2 separate regions of the Homo sapiens genome follow, and region 2 is linked to region 1. Evidence: read pairs that join two places in POLR2A ChIA-PET (ENCODE). Cell type or tissue: MCF 10A. All regions are shown on one strand. Links, peaks and the distances in the headings refer to the core of each region. The heading gives the core; the rest is flanking DNA.

Region 1 (10,478 bases), core at 1,033-9,032:
TCCACTCTTGGTTTTGTACATTCTATGGGTTTGGACAAGTGTATAATGACATGTATTCACCACTGTAGTATCATACAGAGTAGTTTCACTGTCCTAAAAATCCTCTGTGTTCCATCTATTCACCCCCTTCTCTCCACAACCTCTGGCAATCACTGATTATTTTTCTTTTTATCTTTTTCTGTTTTTATTTTTATTTTTTAATAGAAATGGGGTTTTTGCTATATTGCCAAGGTTGGTTTCGAATTTTTGGGCTCAAGCAATCCTCCTGTCTTGGCCTCCCAAAGTGTTGGGATTACAGGTGTGAGCCACCATGCCCAGTCAGATTTTTTTTTTAATTGTCTCCATAGTTTTGCCTCTTCCAGAATTCCATACAGTTGAAATCACACCATATAGAGCCTTTTCAGATTTGCTTCTTTCACTTAGTAATATGGATTTAAGCTTCCTCCATGTTTTTCATGGCTTGATGGCTCATTTATTTTTAGCACTGAATAATATTCCATCGCCTGGACGTACCATAGTTTATTTATCCATTCATCTATTGAAGGACATCTTGGTTGCTTCCAAATTTTGGCATCTATGAATCAAGCCACTCTAAACATCTGTATACAGGTCTTTGTGTGGTGGACGTATGTTTTCTACTCATTTGGGTAAATACCAAGGAGTGTGATTGCTGGACCATAGGTAAGAGTATGTTTAGTTTTATAAGGAACTGCCAAACTGCGTCCAAAGTGGCTGTACCATTGTGCATTCCCACCAGCAGTGAATGAGAGGTTTATCTAAATTTCAGAGGAAAACCTGCTCTCCTGGAATTTTCTGCAGAGGAACGAGGAGAGTAAGGTAGGATGAAGTGGGAGTGGGAACCAATCTAGGGAAGTGGTGATAGAGTAAAATAGTGACAAAAAGACGGAAGGAAGGGAGCTTATGTTTCTGTTCCTTCTTTGCTTTCTCTTTACTAATAACTTCCATGCCACCACAGACCCACCCATACACTAGTCCTGAACTGGGCTAAAGTCAGAGACAAGGACTGTGGCTGGTGAGGTCTGTTCCTTAGGAGACCGAGAGCAGGGGAATCCCAAGTGCATCTGGTTAAGAGGAATTGGGTCTGCTATTCTTAGAACAAGGTTTCTCTCAAAAAATATTAACTGAAACCACGAATGAAAACCTCAGCTCTTCCTCAGTTTGTCATTCGAGGGTCTGAAATCATTCATTCTTCCAGAAAATATTTGTTCAGAGCCTGCCTCGTGCCAGGGAGTGAGCTGGGTGCTCGATATAATTAACTCTCTTGTACAGTCAAGGGCAGAGCTCAACGTGGCTCACATGCTGAGTTTATCATTAGAGGGCCACTGGCTCTAGGGCACAATGAGCAAGTAGAAAAGAGGAGTTAGCATGACAAGCATTTGCTTTAAAATTAAAGGCCATGTTTGTGTCAAAGTTCTAGAGCATAACTGTGTGGTCAGATCTGCTATGAGTCTTCTGCATCAAATAATGTTTAACAGAATGTGTAAAGGAATTAAATGAGATCTATGGAGAATGAAGATTGCCATATGAAATAGCAAAATGGGGGGCACAATGAGATATGAGATATATTGCCATTTAGGCAAAATGATTTACTCATTTGGAAGAGTCTGTCCCAAACTCTCATGTATAACTAAAGTTGCTTTACAAAGGAATGGACAATTTGTATCTTTCTAGAACTTTTGGGGATAACATAGTTTCCATCTAGTGCCTGCTTTTGGTTTAATATACCCCTAAAATTATACACATGAGGAAGATAAATGATTCTGTTAACAAAGAATGAGATCATCTTTATCCTCAAGGACTGTGATTAAAGGTCAATGGTTAATGACCAAAATTCTAATGTGGTCACTGGAGGAGTCCTGGCAGAATGACATCTGAAATTCCTTGGATATATCTGATGACACGTTAAAAAACTTTTTATAAGCATCAAGGGTTAACACAGTATAACCATTCTATAGATGAACCAGCTGTTGTTGTGTATGCTTAGGTCTCACAGACATGGTTTTAGGAAAAGCATTTCCCAAACTCACACTCCATCTTGTAAGCCCTTTCTAAGAAAAGACTCACCTTTCCTCTCCTGTTGTACTGCCCCAAGAATCAAGCACTGTGCAAGGCACGAAAAGGGAGCTCAGTAATGACAAGTCAGTAGAAAGACTGATTGACTCTTACTAGCTTTGCACAGCAGTTTCCAGTGAAATGGAGCAGAGAAGAGTCACATACCCATATTTCTCCTATCCAATAGAATTTACTCGGCAGTTAATACTGGAAGCCAAAGAGATCAGGGCAAATGTTTGTTATCAAAGATGCCTTCCCTTGAGTTAAATTGGTTGGGATCAGATTAATTTCCCTCAAGAGCAGCACACACCTAGGGAAAAGGGCTTTTGTGCCAAAGGACCTAATGTTATTCTTTCCCTCCAACTGCCATTCTGTCTCTAGGGAAAAAGGGCTAAAACCAACAAACAAAAAACTCTAAAACAATGAGAAAAAAAGACGGCATCCACAAATAAATAAAAAGAGCTCGGATGCAGTATAGAATAAACTGGAAGTCCTAAGCAGAAACAGAAAGAGACCAAGATATAATTGATAGCCCAATTAGTATAACCCAAACTTTGATCTCCTACATTAAATTCTGGAAAAATTCCATGGGCTTCTAAAACATGCATCTTTCCTTCCAGGGCATAAGATTCTAAAGAACTTATATCCTATAACATTTGTCCATGAATTAAGTAGTTTTTAAAAGATGGTTCCCTTTTGAGGTTGGTAAAAAGGAACTATAACTAGCACCTTGAGTGACATGATGAAGGAAGTGGAAATGTGGCTTTGTTTTCACAGTAGTCTTGCTGTCCCCAGACTTGCTCCCTCCAAGTCACCCTTCTTATTGCTGCTGGAATAATCTTCCTAAAACTGACATCAAATCATGTTACTCCCTACCATGGCCTAAAAGCTTTGAGAGCTTACCATGTCTCTAGAATGGAGCCTACAGTTATCATCTGGCCCAAGCATGCCTCCTTCTACAATCTCATTTCCTACCTTCTACTCCACCAAGCCCTAAATTCAGTGATTTTAGTTGCAAGTCATTCATCTGATCTTTTAAACAATGAAGGGGAGACCAGCAACCACTTAATCAGAGTTTGATTAGGTCATTGGCTCCATTTCTCTGCAATTCCCTTGTCTTCTGGTTGGCTTCTCATAGGGTAAGAAAATAGAAACCCACAGCTCACAGCTCACGTTTATGTGCTTCCTCTTCCTCTTCTATGTCCAATAACTGTGAGTGCATCTCTTCCCCCAACTATCAAACCAAAGTTCTGGGCTTCTTTCTGGTTACACATATCCAGCCCTACACTAATATGCCTGAGCAATACCAGGGTGAATTTGCTTAGGCCTGGAGGACATGTCTGTCTGAGAACCAACTGTGGCAAGGAAGTGGATTATGTGGACTGGCTAAGGACAATCAAGGCCCATCCCTGGAGCTGGGCATGAGATCAATTATATAATTGCAGCCTCAATTCCATGGCTGGGAAATTTTGAGGGAAGGAAAGAATGGATGCTGGATAAACATCTTCAGAATCCAAACTACTTACAATTATTTTTATTTTTATTTTTATTTTATGTATTTATTTATTTATTTATTTTGAGACAGAGTCTGTTGCCAGGCTGGAGGACGGTGGCACGATCTTGGCTTTGTGCAACCTCTGCCTCCTGGGTTCAAGCAATTCCCTGCCTCAGCCTCCCGAGTAGCTGGGACTACAGGTGTGCGCCACCATGCCCAGCTAATTTCTGTATTCTTAGTAGAGACGGGGTTTCACCATGTTGGCCAGAATGGTCTTGATCTCCTGACCTCATGATCCACCCGCCTCTGCCTCCCAAAGTGCTGGGATTACAGGCGTGAGCCACTGCGCCCAGCCTAATTATTTTATTCTGCAGTACATGTCCCTGCCCTCTTCCTGGAATGCTCTTCCCCACTGTCTAGATAACTCTTATTCTTCCCTCAACCCCAGCTCAAGCATCTCATCCTCTGTAAAGCGTTTTGGGATCTCATCCAAATACAATAGATCACACCCTTCCATGTGCCATTCTTATACCCAGTACAGAATTAATTTGTTGTTTTTTCCCATTGTTCATCAATTATTTGTTTAATGGATTTGTCTTCCCAGATAGAAGCTTAACTCCTTGAGGGCAGAAACTCTTATTTCTCTTTACTTTTGGCACCTATGAAATGCCCAGAGCACATGTGAATATCCTTTGGATAAATTCGGGTTTTCTGAATTCTGACTCATAATTTAAATATTGATCACCAAGTTGTGTGCTTTGTGTGTAGGTGTGACCTTATCTGACATCATAAACCCGAAAAAGAGACAGGTCCTCAGAAGAAGTATCTGGAGACAGGGGCACAGGCAGATGGAAGGTGAAGTGGCTTGTGTCTCTGTCTCTGGTCTTGGCTCTCTTGGTCTGGATTTGGAGGAATCTAAAAGTCTTTGAGGGTGCAGGGCATTACTAGTTGCTAAAGATGACCTCTGCCCTTTGAAGGTAGGAACCAGGCAAGAAGCTTCTCAATAGGAACCTCAAGCTGGTAACCCGGCCAGCCAGATGACCTAATTGCATGTTACGCTCCATGCTTAGGATCCCTTTATCATTCCTAATCAGAAGGAAGGGAGCAAGGATGCCCAAATACTATTTCCTTTCCCCTCACAGTTCTGAGAAAAACATACCACTTTAACCGTTCCTCAACTTACACTATCATACAGTTAAACATTTACAAAAGACGAAATAAAACTATCATCATTAGCAATAATTTTTAAATATGCTTATTCTTGGTAGGGCACAGTACATGTGGCAAAGAAACATAGAAAGCAATTGGGCAACTTCAGGGAAGCTAATAATGAATTAGCAAATGAGAAGTGCTCAGCAAAGAATAACACTGATGAGCATAATGCACATATTCTGGAAGGTCCTGGGATTACAAGATGAGAAGACACACACTGTGTTAGATGCTAGTATCTGTCGTTAAAGTCACAAAGGCAGCAGAAGACAGGTTCCATGCCCTCAGCGAAGTCACATATAAATGTAATGACTAGAGACTATTAATAAGTACAAGATAGTATAGTATGAATTATACATTTGTGATGGCACAGCAGCATTATTTGACTGATTACGGAGGGAGTGATCAGTGTGGAATGATATTAGTCAGGGCAGGCTCTTGAAGGGGTGAGTCACAAGTTTTTTGAACAAGAGGCTGACACAATGTAGTTAGTACTCGAAAAATATTATCTTAGCAATTGAGTAGAGGACGAACTGAGATGAGGGAACACAAAGCAGGAAGACCAGGGAGGAGGCAGTAATGCAAACGAGGTGCGGGGAGCCTGGACTCGTGTGTGGGCTGTGAAATAAAGCTGGAATGGTTTAGAGCAGGCAATGCAGCTGATTGCATAACAGTGTGGGCTTTTCAGATAAACTGACTTGGGCTTCAATCCTGGCTCGACTACTGACTAACTGTGTTACTTGGGTAATTGGGTAACCAACCTACCTGCTCTAAGTCTATCCCATCATCCACAAAATGCAGGAAATAATAGTACGATAGTAGAAGTTTGTCATTTTTGCTGTCCGGTATCTGAAAATTCTTCCTGACTTGAGTGAATTTCAATGTAAGTGGGAAGCCACAAAGGGGAAACTTTCTCTGCCTCCCTCTGGCAGCTAGGGCATAGACACATGCTCTGAGCAGGGCCAGTTAGTGCACACACATCTCTCTGTACTTAGGGGTAGTGATGCAAAGGCACTGTGGTCAGTTTGAGATTTTCAAGGCTGCTGTGGTTGGCATGAGAGTTCAGACGCATGGCAGAACATGTCCTGGGAAATTGTTGCAGAGGTAGAACCTTAACTCTGTGCTCCACTTCTTCCCTTGGCTCCCAGTGCTTCACCTTCCTATGTATGCTGTGGGTTGCCTGATATACTTCCAGTAAGTTCCTTTTCTGCTTGAGTTACCTGCTGCTTGCCACCAAGAACCTTGACTGGAATACAACCTCACTGTGTTGCTTTGGGGATTGAATAAGATGGCTCATATAAAGCGCTTAGCCCTGTACCTGCCATGGTTACTAAATGGTGGAGCTAAGAAAAAAGAAAGAGCTTGTGACAGAAGAGTCACAGACTCTGAGAACTAATTAGATGTGAAAGAAGAATACAAAAGAAGAATGGAAAAGGTAACACCAAGTCCGCAAACCTGCCTTCCGTATTATGGTTCTGCCTTTAACAAGAATATGGAAGCTGACAGAAGGACGCCTGCTTGAAAAGAGGCTAGAGAGCAATGGCAAAGGAATCCATCTCTCAGCGCATTGATTGAGAACATAGTGATTTGCCGACATGACAAAGCCTAAACTTGTTAGCCAGGCCCTTGAGGTACTTCATAACCCTGTCCCAACCTGCCTGTCCAGCCTCAGTTCTTACCACTCCCTGAAAGGCACCTGATGCTGGAGTCAGAGCCAGCTGCACGGTGTCCCGTGAACACACTGTGTTATTTTGAGCTGTGTTGTTTTAGCACACTGGATTCTCTTTGCTTGGAATGTCCCAATCATCCTCCCTCAACTTCGACTCCCCATTTAAGACTCGGTTTACATATTTTCTCCTCAATGAAGCCCTTCCTCACTCCTTCCAAGTAGAGCTACTCCCTCCCTCTTCGGGGTTCCCACAGAATTCTCTTCACGCCTCTCTGAGAGGTCACATTTTATTCTAATTTTCTCTTTGTATCTTTCTTTATACGGTCCCAGACACTAAGGACAATGGTTTAGTCGTCCTTGTGTTGCCAATGCCTAACATCACCTGGCACAGAGACAATACTTCACAGGCTCCTTGTCAAACACCCAGAATATTTATTTCTGTATTTAGTTAGAGATAAAAGGGTATGACTATAAGATAATGAATCTGATTCAACAATTCACACACAAAAGTCAGTCTTGGTTTTTATTTGTTAATGTGTCAAGCAATAATTAGTGTCCATTCCACTACCCAGCTCCTAAAGGGCAGAGTTTGGTTTTAACTCAGTACCAACAGGATTTTGCACCAATAGGTGCAGTAAAGTATTTTAAATCCTTTTTAAGGTGCCGCTTTGATGTAACCAAAGCAGCTTTGCTAGGATGCTGAAGAGACCCTGGCTGGGGAGGCTGCTATGAGGGGCCAAGTCAGCAACCTTGGTTAGGTTTCTCTGTAAATCTCTCTCCAGCTCTCATCCCCATGACTCAACCAAGTCACCTTTCCCAAACAGAAACTCCTAATGAAAAGAAATATTTCCTTCATATTTTCCCAAGTTAGCCTTAAGCACAAGGTTCTAGAGGAACATAGCCATTAGGACAAAATTTAGTAATTTTATTTTCCATTGACCTCAGAAATTATTCTTTTTTATTTTACCAAATGGATTTTAGATATTTTTTTCATTCATTTTGAATAAATAATACAGTCCTATGATTAAAAAATTCAGAAGTGTACAACGTCAACTCTCTCAACCATTCTCTCCTGGCCATCCAGATTCTCTACCCATGGGCAACAACACTGTGACTTACTGCTGCATTCTTCCAGAGACATTTTATGCATATTAGGAAATTTTTTTTCTTTTACATAAAACATAAAGGAACACATAGTTCTGCACTTTCTTTTTTCACTAAAAAATTTATGTCTTACAGATCTTCCCATATCAATATATATCAATACATATCTTTTTTCCTGGCTGTGTGGTATTCCATTGCATGGGTGGACTGTAATCTGTTAAGCCAGTTCCCTTTTGATAGGCCTTTAGGTTTTTCCCAATCCTTTCTGTTTTACAAACAATTCAGCAGTCCTTTTAAACCTCCCTCCAAGTTTCCTACCCAGCTTTTGCCTACATTTCAAAACATCCTGTCACTCTCATCTCACAGAGAAAACAGAGGCCATTAGATTGAAATTCCATCAATTGCCTGCCTCCCATCAATTGCCTGCCACCTTGTACTGTATATTCCTTCAAACCAGGGTGTGGTTCTCAGAATGAGCCATGTTCTCTCTTGCCTGTGTAGCTTTCCATATGCCATTCCCACTCCCACTATCATTGGTTTGCCCAGGAAACCTCTAGTAATCCTTCAAATTCAAGTGTGGATATCATGCCAGAGGGAGTTAATCAGTTGCTGCTGTGTATTATGACTGAACCTTGTTCTCCTCCCACTGTTGTACTCACTATGCTGGTTTAAAATTTGTGTACGAGTCTATATTCTCATAAGTCTGTGAGCACCTTGAGAGCTAATTCATATCAAGATGCCCAGCACTTAGTATAGTCTGGTAATAGAAGCTATTCAACAAATATTTGTTGAATAAATGAATAAATAATGTGAAGATATAAGCATAAGCTGTAACGACAAGTATTTGCAGAAGAGTAGAATGCGTCTTCAACCTTGCATGCTGTGTTGGAAACAGAATTGGACCAGAAAGCAAGAGACCCAAGGCTAGTTCATAGAAACAGCAAACTCTCCCAACATGTTCATTGCTGTATCCTCCATGCCTAGAAGGGCTGGCTCTTGACTGGTGCTGGCCAAGAACAAAGCTTTGTGTTATATTTGGATTTGAATCTGCTAAAGATGAGCTTTATTGCAAATAGTTTGTAAAGAGAAAGTTAGAATCAGAAGGGCTATAACTTTTGGACTAACTGGAGAGCATATGCAATACCCAGTCATGGATAAGTTATCATAATGCCAGTGAACTTATTAAGTTGAACATGTACAATGAATTGGCTTTTACAAATACATTTTATAGATTAAATTACACATATCCTATAGCCACGGGTTTTTCCAGGTTTGGTGCTAATCACATATTTAATCTGGGAAATGAAACAAAACCTTAATGTTAATCTTGGGTCAAGTGGGGTTCTTGGCTCCTTCCCTGTGCACATTAATGAGAGCACTAGTATGACAATCAGAGCCTGAGCCACCATAGATTTAAATTGAAACAAGCCCTTTACCAAACCTGACCTGTCCCCAACCTCCTGTGGTCACCTGAATGCTAATATGCCCCTGCCCTCTCTTCCTTGTCTTATTGAACAATAGTAACATACACGATAATGTCAGTTCTCCACCAATTTATGAAAACAAGATTCTTTCATCCTAATGCTTCTAATCCAATACAGTGACTCACAGATTGTTTTTAAACTAAGAACAAATCAAAGCTTTAGCTTTACAATTTTTATTTCTACAGTGTTCAATAAATATTTGTTGATTGACTGAATGAGTATTTTGCCATTAATTAGCTCTATAACCTTGGGCCAGTTTCATTTAATTTTTCTATGCCTCATTATTCTCATCTATATAATTGAGTTTGATTAAGTCATATTTTTCAAATTATTTTTATGGTTTAAACGCTTTCTTCAAAGCAAATCTTAAGGCCAGGTGTGGTGGCTCACGCCTGTAATCCCAGCACTCTGGGAGGCTGAGGCAGGCACATCACTTGAGGCCAGGAGTTCGAGATCAGCCTGGCTAACATTGTGAAAACCTGTCTCTATTAAAAATACAAAAATCAGCTGGGGGTGGTGGCACACATCTGTAATCCCAGCTAATCGGGAGACTGAGGCAGGAGAATCACTTGAACCCAAGAAGGGGAAGTTGTAGTGAGCCAAGATAGCATCACTGCACTCCAGCCTAGGCAATTGAGCAAGACTCTGTCTCAAAAAAAAAGGAAAAGAAAAAGAAAATCTTAAGCAGAATCTAGCATTTAAAGCAGAAAAAAGTGAGGCTGCTGTAGATGAAATAGGTTTTGGGGCCCTAAGACTCCTCTTTTCCCACCCCCATTTCTGCTCCTGAGCTGCTTTGCTGAACCCACAGGACCCTCTGAGGTACCATTTGTCCAAGCACTGGACTGAATAGAAATACAAATATAAATAGCATTGACTCTCAGACTTGTAAAAACAAAACAAAACAAAAAACTTATAGTCAACTGGATGCAGACAGTCCCAACCTGCAGCCTCTTAACTCTTAGGAATTAAGATTAACCACCCAGACAAATTAATCTGGTTTCTTTGCTTTGGAGGGTATTACATCAACTCAATCAATGTCAATCAATTTTGTAATGCTAAGCTGAATTGGAAATTATATATATATATTTTTGATAAATTAACAATGAACATGACTATATTAATAATAAACAATGAACATGAGAACATGAACAAACTACTAATGAATATATTTTAGTAGACACAATTTCTCAACATATGAAAATGGGGGGAGGAATAAAGGGGATCCTTGGGGAGTGAAAAGGTTCAGAATCACAATGAATTCCTTTTTCTTTCTTTTCATGCAAATAAAATGAGCCAGAGAAAAGTGAAATGGCTTGCCTAAGCCCTCACAGCTTACTTAGTGGCAGATTCTGCATTGGGACCTGGGACTTGTAATTTCCAGCCCAGTGCTCTTTCACTGACCATGTCGTTTCTTTATAAGGTTAGAACTTTACCTTTATGTTTC
Region 2 (10,478 bases), core at 1,230-9,229, 140 kb before region 1:
GATAGCATTTCTGCTAAAGAAATAAATTAGATATTTTAAAGATTATTTTTCTAAGATTAGTAATTTATTTCCCCTTACTTACTATAAGCATCTGAAGGTTGCATCTTACTCATCCCTGTATCCCCAGGACACCGGGCACAGTACCTTGGCACAGTAGGTAATTAATAATGGTCACACAAAAGCACTTCTCAATGTAATGAGATTAGTCTGAATGTCAAATTTACTGAAAAAATCAGTTTCTGTATCGCGCATTATATATACCCTTGGTGGGGACACATAAGTGTCTGTTGTTTCACCCATGCATCTGCGTATACAGTGACCTGTATGTAGAAGCTGATTGTTTATGAGATCCAGCCAGGTTTTGAGTCCTTAGACTTCATTCAAAAGCAAAATATCCAGGTATTCTTTAAGAGTATATTATAAAACATAAGGAAAGCTGCAAAGTATAATAAATTGATGCCTTCATCTGAGTTTAGAAACAACGCAATTAATCTTTTCAAAATATTTGGAAGCATACAGGATTTTTCTTTGATAACTTAAAAAAAGGGGGATGGGAAGACAGACACCTAAATGCCTTACTTGCTATCCGGGTCTTCCTGAGTTTAGCAGTTTGTGTAATTTTTTAGAAGGAAATATTATTTTATTGTGATAAACATCACAAAGGTAAAGTAGGAGATGATGTGAGAGAATATACAAAGCAATAAAGTTCCTTTGCTTATTCATTTTTCCATTCCAGCCCCCTTTAAGAAGCTTATCTACAAATGAATTTTCTTCACCATGATTTTCTCAGTAATAACATTATTCAACTTGTCACTTTAAAAATTCATATCATTATTTCTTCAAGGAGTGGCACTACATCCACTTCTTGTTTTGGAAGAGTTAGACCTACAATTGGACACAGCAGACTAATTTTTTTTCTTTTTTTTTTTTGACAGAGTCTTGCTCTGTTGCCTGGTTGGAGTGCAGTGGCGCGATCCTGGCTCACTGCAACCTCTGCCTCCCAGGTTCAAGTAATTCTCCTGCCTCAGCCTCCCTAGTAGCTGGGATTATAGGTGCATGCCACCATGTGCAGCTAATTTTGGTATTTTTAGTAGACATGGGGTTCCACCATGTTGGCCAGGCTGGTCTTGAACTCCTGACCTCAGGTGATCCGCCCACCTCGGCCTCCCAAAGTGCTGGGATTACAGGTGTGCACCACCGCACCTGGCCAGAGCAGACTAATTTTTAAAGAAGTAAAGTAGCTGGCCTATAAAGTGCTTATAGTGTGGGTAAGGAAACCTGGGAGGTGCCTAAGCAACAATTCACTAGCAACTTTTAATCACAGGCAACAGGACCTTGACCCTGACCCCCAACTTTACAGGGTCCCAAATATCGTGACACATACACAAATAAATTTATTGAAGACAATTGTTATCTGGCCAAGTGTTTTCTGAGTTCATATTGTTCATATTATTTTGAATATACTGAAATGGTTCTCTGACCTGGTCAAAAGATACCTCAATTCCTTTCAAAACAATGTAAGGTATAAAATAACACAACGTAATAGAGGTTTGCATTTAGGATTTAATATATACATTAAAAATAAAATTACCAGTTCACTGCATTGGTAAACCTAATTTCTTGGTCATTTATTTTTCCTATGATAATAAAAACATATAATTATGGAGAAAATTTAGATTTTGTCAGCTTTTGTTATTACTTTTTTTTTTTTTTTTTTTGAGATGGAATCTTGCTCTGTCACCCAGGCTGGAGTGCAGTGGCGTGATCTTGGCTCACTGCAACCTCCACCTCCTGGGTTCAAGTGATTCTCCTGCCTCAGCCTCCTGAGTAGCTGAGACTACAGGTACATGCCACCATGCCTGGCTAATTTTTGTATTTTTAGTGGAAACAGGGTTTCACCATGTTGGTCAGGCTGGTCTGGAACTCCTGACCTCGTGATCCGCCTGCCTCGGGTTCCCAAAGTGCTGGGATTACAGGCGTGAGCCACCACACCCAGCCTTGTTATTACTTTTTTGATCATAGAAACACAATATACTACTCTAAGAAATGTAAGAAAAATAAACACTAAAAATCCCTTGTGATACCATTTCTCAAAGATAAGTATTATGGAACGTACAGTTGTAATAATGTATAATAAAACAAAACATTAAAACTACTTGGCAATGCTGTTTTCTTTTCACAGTTCATGCATGCAATTCCACATGAGTACATACTCATCAACTTCATTCTTTTTGATGACTGTATAGGATGTAGTATAACATTCTTTTTTTTGAGACAGAGCTTCGCTCTTGTTGCCCAGGCTGGAGTGCAATGGTGCGATCTTGGCCCACCGCAACCTCCGCCTCCTGGGTTCAAGCGATTCTCCTACCTCAGCCTCCCGAGTAGTTGGGATTACAGGCATGCGCCACCACGCCTGGCTAATTTATTGTATTTTTAGTAGAGACAGGGTTTCCCCATGTTGGTCAGGCTGGTCTTGAACCCCCGACCTCAGGTGATCTGCCTGTCTCAGCCTCCCAAAGTGCTGGGATTACAGGCATGAGCCACCACGCCTGACCATAATATTACTTTAATATTCCTTTATTGATGAATCTTTGTTTCTAGTTTTCCTTACTGAAAATATTACATTAAATGCATTATATCTTTATATGTCTCCAGCAGTATTTCTATAAAATAAAAGTCCGAGAAGAATTGTTGGATCAGAGAGTATGACCATTGAAATTTTGATAGACATGGCCAAATTGAGTTTTTAAAAGATTTTATCTGTTAATACTCACGAACAATTAAAATGTAAAGGTTTGGCTGCAATTACTTTGTTAGGATTGACCAACCAAAGTTCAAAAGAAATTAGATCAAAGATATACACATTTGAAATATTTTGGATAAAATAGTTTCTATTCCTTCTTTTTTTATTATTTCTATCCTTCCTTCTTTCCATTCAGCTGTCCACCCATCTATCACTTAGTTTTTAATGCTCACTGTAATACATCAAACAATATAGGATATACAAGCAAAAAGCTAACAACTGTCTTCACCTTCAATCTCACCCTTGTGAGGCAACCAATGTTAACGGTCTGGCGTATCCCTCCATGTCTTTTTTTTAAACCCTTATACAAACATATATGAACATATATACTTTTTTTGTTGTATAAAAACAGGATCACATTATAGATATTATTCTGTAACTTTCTGTTTTCACCCAAAATACAGCAGAGCACTATTTTCCAGAAGCACGTAGTTCTAACTTATTCTTTCTGATGGCTGTATAATATTCCATAAAATGGATATGCCAAACTTTATTCAAGTACTTCACATTTTAAGTGGACATTCCATTTGTCTGCTATAATTTACAATTATAGCAATACTTTGAGAAAGGTCTTTGCAAGTATATCCATATGAACTAATGTCTATGTAGAAGATATGCTGGCTCAAATATTATGTACATTTAATGTCTTAATAAACACCGCTAGATTACTTTCCAGGAAGCATGCAGCCATGCACTCTCTCACCTACCCCCATCTTCATTTGACAGCTTATTTTCCCACATCTTATCAGCATTGGACACTATTCATCTTTTCAATTTTTGCCAAACTGATGTGTGAAACAAGAGGGTATCTCATTGTGGTTTATGTTCATTACACTATGAGCTGGATAACTTTTTGGTTATTGGCTATTTTCATTCATTTCTTGTTTTATGAATTTTCTGTTCAAATTCTGCTGTAGCCTGGTTCTCTGAAAAACAGCGTGAAGCAAAGCGTAAGTCTAATGCTTTATTTGAAGGTGCAATATCGGCAGCAGTGAGGGTAAAGCAAAGCAAAGCGGAGAAAGACGGTGATGCATTACCAAGCTCGCCTGAGTTTCACAAGATGCCCAGCTGCTTCTCCAGCATTCAGGAAGTCTCTGGACAGACAGAAGTGAAACACCAGGTTTTGGAAAAATCCACTGAAGGAAGGGATGGAGAGGGAATTTATCTGCCAGCTGTCTCCCATATCCCTTTGCATTTTAATCATAGCTCCACATGAATCTAATTTCTCCCTCCGTGTAGAAAGTTGTACCACCTAGCCCTGTTGCAGCCACTGGGGAAGTCAGATCTGTGGCCTTGCAGAGCTGTGCTTCATGTAATTCAGAAGTAGCAGGGGAACCAGATCCTCTGGGCTTTGGCCTCAGGGTGGAACAAGGTGCCAAGAGAGCCCAGGAAACAAGTACAATCAAGAAAATCTGAGGCAGTATATATGATGTGGTCCAGGCATATCCTTTGGTTCTTTTTGTCTATTGCATTTGTAACTGTCTTACTAAATTGTAGAAATTCTTTGATTATTAGGGATAGTTATCCTTTGTTTAATATGTGAATTGACAGTATTTTCTCTCCTAATAGTCTGCCTTTGAATTTTATCAAATCTTTCGTAGTACTGAAATGTTTTATTTTTTTTACTTAACAAACAACCATGGCATTATGAGTTAAAATTGCATTATATCTTTTAAGTTTTAATTTGGGAAGGAATAATATTTTAACTGTAATATACTCAAGTACTTATATACAATTTTTCCTTAATAGTTTAAATGGCATTTCTCCCAACCCCATTTCAATTTTCAATGAATTACTTCTCGCACATAATGAAAATAGCTCTTGGTTTTGGGATACACGTGTATTAATAGCATTAGTATGCTATTGCAGCATTTAACACCGTATTTGTTGTTGACTTACCTAAACCCTGACCAAGATTAGGTAATCACTGCTATTTTAGTTTTATCTGGAATTTTTAAGAGTAGCTGCCAAATTTAATTAAATTGAATGGAATTTGCTTTTGATATCTATTAAACAAAATTTGTTAAAATCCTTCAATTTATAAAAGTAATTGATTATTGTTAAACAGTTTTCTGATATTGACCCATTCTTAACTTCTTGAAAGAATTCAAACTTGCCCTGATGTATTCTTCCTTTGATACACTACTGGATTTGATATGCTAATATTCAATAAGAATTTTTACATATACATTTAAGATTATTATTGGTCTATAGTTTTCCATTTTGGTGCTATCTTCATTGGGTTCTGGTTTAAAGATAGCAAAGCACGGTGCTTAAGAGCTTGGGCACTGGAACCAAATTGTCCAGTTTAAATCCGAGCTAAAACACATACTTGTTAAATGATCTTGACAAGTTGCTCAAGAGCTCTGTGCTTCACTTTCCTTTTGTGTACTAGCCTCATAAGACTGTATGAGGACTGAGTTATTATTTATAAAGCATTTTAAAGCAGTGCCTGTCACATAATAAGTACTCTATGAGAGCTAATTTAAAAAAATGGATTAAGAAGCTTTTCTTTAAATCTTTTGGAAGATATTGAACAATTATAATTGAAGAATTAGAATTCAGCTTCTTAAGCTTTTCCCCGTGTATACACAGAAACACATACAATTGGAATAGTAGTACTACTGATGATGTTTTGTAGCTCTCCTTTTTAACTTAACACTATTAGATGGGCATTTCTCATGTCACTACCTATTTTTTGAAACAGTGAATTTTAATGGCTACGTAATATCCCATTGGAAGGCAATAAAGAATTTTACCTAATTAGTCTTTAACTGTTACATTTCATTTTTTTTTTTTTTTTGAGGCAGGATCTTGCTTTGTCACCCAGGCTGGAGTGTAGTGGCATGAACACAGCTCACTGCAGCCTCAACCTCCTAAGCTCAAATGATCATCCCACCTCAGCCTCCTGAGTAGCTGGGACTACAGGCACAAGCCACCACACATGGCTAATTTTTGTATTTTTTGTAGAGATGGCGTTTTACCACGTTACCCAGGCTGCTCTTGAACTCCTGAGCTCCAGCAATCTGCCTGCCTCAGCCTTCCGAAAGTGCTGGGATTATAGGCGTGAGTCACTGCATCCAGTCTGTTACATTTCTAAGACACCAATGTTTTATTATTATAAAAACAGGAATATCCTTATGAATAATCTTTGTGTATATTTATGATTATTTTCTTTGGATGGTTTTCTAGAAACAAAACTATTGACATAAAGGAAAAATATTTCTAAAGCTCTGAATATTACCAATATTTTTTCTAAACAGTTTGTGCCAATTTATGTCCTTTCCATTAGTATTCTAGAGTGCCTACTTTATTTAATTCTAGCTGATAAGTATATTCTAAAATTACTACAACTTAGATAAAAATAGAATTAAAACATTTTAACACCTTAAAATGTTTACTGGCCCTTAGTATTTCCTCTTTCATGACTTTTCTATCCACAGGATTTTATTGTTTTTCTTATCTATTTGCATACGATTGTCATGGACTGAGGATATTTTCCTTTCTCTGTCATATTCCACGGAACTATTTGTTGCTTTTAAAAAACTGTATTTAAGTAGATTCTCTTAATGCTGGGAAGTTCTGCATTTTATGTAGTTAAATAAAATAATATTTTCGTTTATGACTTCCATTCTTTTAAGCTTACAACATTCTTCTTGATAGATTGTTTATAAATGTCCAGTAAACTGACTTCTAGTTTTTCTTTTTCTTTTTTAAGGCTTTACTTACATGTAATGATGCTTCATGCTCCTGGAATTAATTTTGGTATAAGACAAGAGGTGCGAATTAAAATCGATCTTTTTCTTAAAAGCAAACCAACTGCTCCAGCACCATTTGTTTAATAACTTTTCCCATTCACACTGACTTGTGGTCATCTTTACCACATTTTATTTGCTTTCAATGAACTGAGTCTGTTTGGGGGTTCTCCAACCCTGTTTTATTCCTTTGCCGGAACCAAAATGATTTAATTATAGTAGATACAACTTATATGTTAATATAAAGGCTATGTGCTCCTAAATTCTTTTCTTAAAGAAAAATGTAGCTAGATGAACATAAATAATCTTTTTAATAGCAAAAAAGAAAAATCACATTTACAATTTTGATTGGGGGCTGGAGCCAAGATGGCCAAAAAGGAACAGCTCTGGTCTACAGCTCCCAGCGTCAGCGATGCAGAAGATGGGTGATTTCTGCATTTCCATCTGAGGTACTGGGTTCATCTCACTAGGGAGTGCCAGACAGTGGGTGCAGGATAGTGGGTGCAGCACACCCTGCACTAGCCAAAGCAGGGCGAGGCATTGCCTCACTCGGGAAGCGCAAGGGGTCAGGGAGTTCCCTTTCCCAGTCAAAGAAAGGGGTGACAGACAGCACCTGGAAAATCGGGTCACTCCCACCCCAATACTGCACTTTTCCGATGGGCTTTAAAAACGGCCCACCAGGAGATTATATCCCGCACCTGGCTCGGAGGGTCCTACGCCCACAGTCTTGCTGATTGCTAGCACAGCAGTCTGAGATCAAACTGCAAGGCGGCAGCAAGGCTGGGGGAGGGGCACCCACCATTGTCCAGGCTTGCTTAGGTAAACAAAGCAGCCCGGAAGCTCCAACTGGGTGGAGCCCACCACAGCTCAAGGAGGCCTGCCTGCCTCTGTAGGCTCCACCTCTGGGGGCAGACAAACAAAAAGACAGCAGTAACCTCTGCAGACTTAAATGTCCCTGTCTGACAGCTTTGAAGAGAGCAGTGGTTCTCCCAGCACACAGCTAGAGATCTGAGAACAGGCAGACTGCCTCCTCAGGTGGGTCCCTGACCCCTGACCCCCGAGCAGCCTAACTGGGAGGCACCCCCCAGTAGGGGCAGACTGACACCTCACACAGCTGGGTACTCCTCTGAGACAAAACATCCAGAGGAATGATCAGACAGCAGCATTCCCGGTTCATGAAAATCCGCTGTTCTCCAGCCATCGCTGCTGGTACCCAGGCAAACAGGGTCTGGAGTGGACCTCTAGCAAACTCCAACAGACATACAGCTGAGGGTCCTGTCTGTTACAAGGAAAACTAACAAACAGAAAGGACATCCACACCAAAAACCCATCTGTACATCACCATCATCAAAGACCAAAAGTAGATAAAACCACAAAGATGGGGAAAAAACAGAGCAGAAAAACTGGAAACTCTAAAAAGCAGAGCGCCTCTCCTCCTCCAAAGGAACGCAGCTCCTCACCAGCAACGGAACAAAGCTGGACGGAGAATGCCTTTGACGAGCTGAGAGAAGAAGGCTTCAGACGATCAAACTACTCCAAGCTACAGGAGGAAATTCAAGCCAAAGGCAAAGAAGTTGAAAACTTTGAAAAAAATTTAGACGAATGTATAACTAGAATAACCAATATAGAGAAGTGCTTAAAGGAGCTGATGGAGCTGAAAGCCAAGGCTTGAGAACTACGTGAAGAATGCAGAAGCCTCAGGAGCCGATGCGATCAACTGGAAGAAAGGGTATCAGTGATGGAAGATCAAATGAATGAAATGAAGTGAGAAGGGAAGTTTAGAGAAAAAAGAACAAAAAGAAACGAACAAAGCCTCCAAGAAATATGGGACTATGTGAAAAGACCAAATCTACGTCTGATTGGTGTACCTGAAAGTGACGGGGAAAATGGAACCAAGTTGGAAAACACTCTGCAGGATATTATCCAGGAGAACTTCCCCAATCTAGCAAGGCAGGCCAACATTCAGACTCAGGAAATACAGAGAACGCCACAAAGATACTCCTCAAGAAGAGCAACTCCAAGACACATAATTGTCACATTCACCAAAGTTGAAATGAAGGAAAAAATGTTAAGGGCAGCCAGAGAGAAAGGTCGGGTTACCCACAAAGGGAAGCCCATCAGACTAACAGCGGATCTCTGGGCAGAAACTATAAGCCAGAAGAGGCTGGGGGCCAATATTCAACATTCTTAAAGAAAAGAATTTTCAACCCAGAATTTCATATCCAGCCAAACTAAACTTCATAAGTGAAGGAGAAATAAAATACTTTACAGACAAGCAAATGCTGAGAGATTTTGTCACCACCAGGCCTGCCCTAAAAGAGCTCCTGAAGGAAGCACTAAACATGGAAAGGAACAACCAGTACCAGCCACTGAAAAATCATGCCAAATTGTAAAGACCATCAAGGCTAGGAAGAAACTGCATCAAGTAACGGGCAAAATAACCAGCTAACATCATAATGACAGGATCAAATTCACACATAAAAATATTAACTTTAAATGTAAATGGACTAAATGCTCCAATTAAGAGACACAGACTGGCAAATTGGATAAAGAGTCAAGACCCATCAGTGTGCTGTATTCAGGAAACCCATCTCACGTGCAGAGACACACATAGGCTCAAAATAAAAGGATGGAGGAAGATCTATCAAGCAAATGGAAAACAAAAAAAGGCAGGGGTTGCAATCCTAGTCTCTGATAAAACAGACTTTAAACCAACAAAGATCAAAAGAGACAAAGAAGGCCATTACATAATGGTAAAGGGATCAATTCAACAAGAAGAGCTAACTATCCTAAATATATATGCACCCAATACAGGAGTACCCAGATTCATAAAGCAAGTCCTGAGTGACCTATAAAGAGACTTAGACTCCCACACAATAATAATGGGAGACTTGAACACCCCACTGTCAACATTAGACAGATCAACGAGACAGAAAGTTAACAAGGATACCCAGGAATTGAACTCAGCTCTGCACCAAGCAGACCTAATAGACATCTACAGAACTCTCCACCCCAAATCAACAGAATATACATTTTTTTCAGCACCACACCACACCTATTCCAAAATTGACCACATAGGTGGAAGTAAAGCTCTCCTCAGCAAATGTAAAAGAACAGAAATTATAACAAACTGTCTCTCAGACCACAGTGCAATCAAACTAGAACTCAGGATTAAGAAACTCACTCAAAACGGCTCAACTACATGGAAACTGAACAACCTGCTCCTGAATGACTACTGGGTACATAACGAAATGAAGGCAGAAATAAAGATGTTCTTTGAAACCAATGAGAACAAAGACACAACATACCAGAATCTCTGGGACACATTCAAAGCAGTGTGTAGAGGGAAATTTATAGCACTAAATGCCCACAAGAGAAAGCAGGAAAGATCCAAAATTGACACCCTAACATCACAATGAAAAGAACTAGAAAAGCAAGAGCAAACACATTCAAAAGCTAGCAGAAGGCAAGAAATAACTAAAATGAAGGAAATAGAGACACAAAAAAACCTTCAAAAAATTAATGAATCCAGGAGCTGGTTTTTTGAAAGGATCAACAAAATTGACAGACCACTAGCAAGACTAATAAAGAAAAAAAGAGAGAAGAATCAAATAGACGCAATAAAAAATGATAAAGGGGATATCACCACCAATCCCACAGAAATACAAACTACCATCAGAGAATACTACAAACACCTCTACACAAATAAACTAGAAAATCTAGAAGAAATGGATAAATTCCTCAACATATACACCCTCACAAGACTAAACCAGGAAGAAGTTGAATCTCTGAATAGACCAATAACAGGCTCTGAAATTGTGGCAATAATCAATAGCTTACCAACCAAAAAGAATCCAGGACCATATGGATTCACAGCCGAATTCTACCAGCGGTACAAGGAGGAACTGGTACCACTCCTT

Evidence for each region. ChIA-PET counts read pairs that join two places held together with the same protein. Peaks named below come from ENCODE experiments on the same cell type or tissue, not always from the same donor. Only the 100,000 strongest peaks of a DNase experiment are listed, where the experiment ranks them.
Region 2: POLR2A ChIA-PET joins it to region 1 with 13 read pairs; 2 of 35 experiments call an interaction of 5 or more read pairs at or near these places.

The regions. Positions count from the first base shown.
Region 1 is chr13:51,552,912-51,563,389 of GRCh38, reverse strand. No RefSeq gene overlaps it. Among named protein-coding and RNA genes, the nearest start is that of MIR4703, 5.6 kb to the right of the region's middle. In MCF 10A, for the core only: no CTCF peak of the experiment used is centred there; a DNase peak (open chromatin) is centred at 5,279.
Region 2 is chr13:51,692,761-51,703,238 of GRCh38, reverse strand. All of the region lies in intron 3 of WDFY2 (WD repeat and FYVE domain containing 2), which reads right to left. Among named protein-coding and RNA genes, the nearest start is that of DHRS12, 110 kb to the left of the region's middle. In MCF 10A, for the core only: no CTCF peak of the experiment used is centred there; no DNase peak of the experiment used is centred there.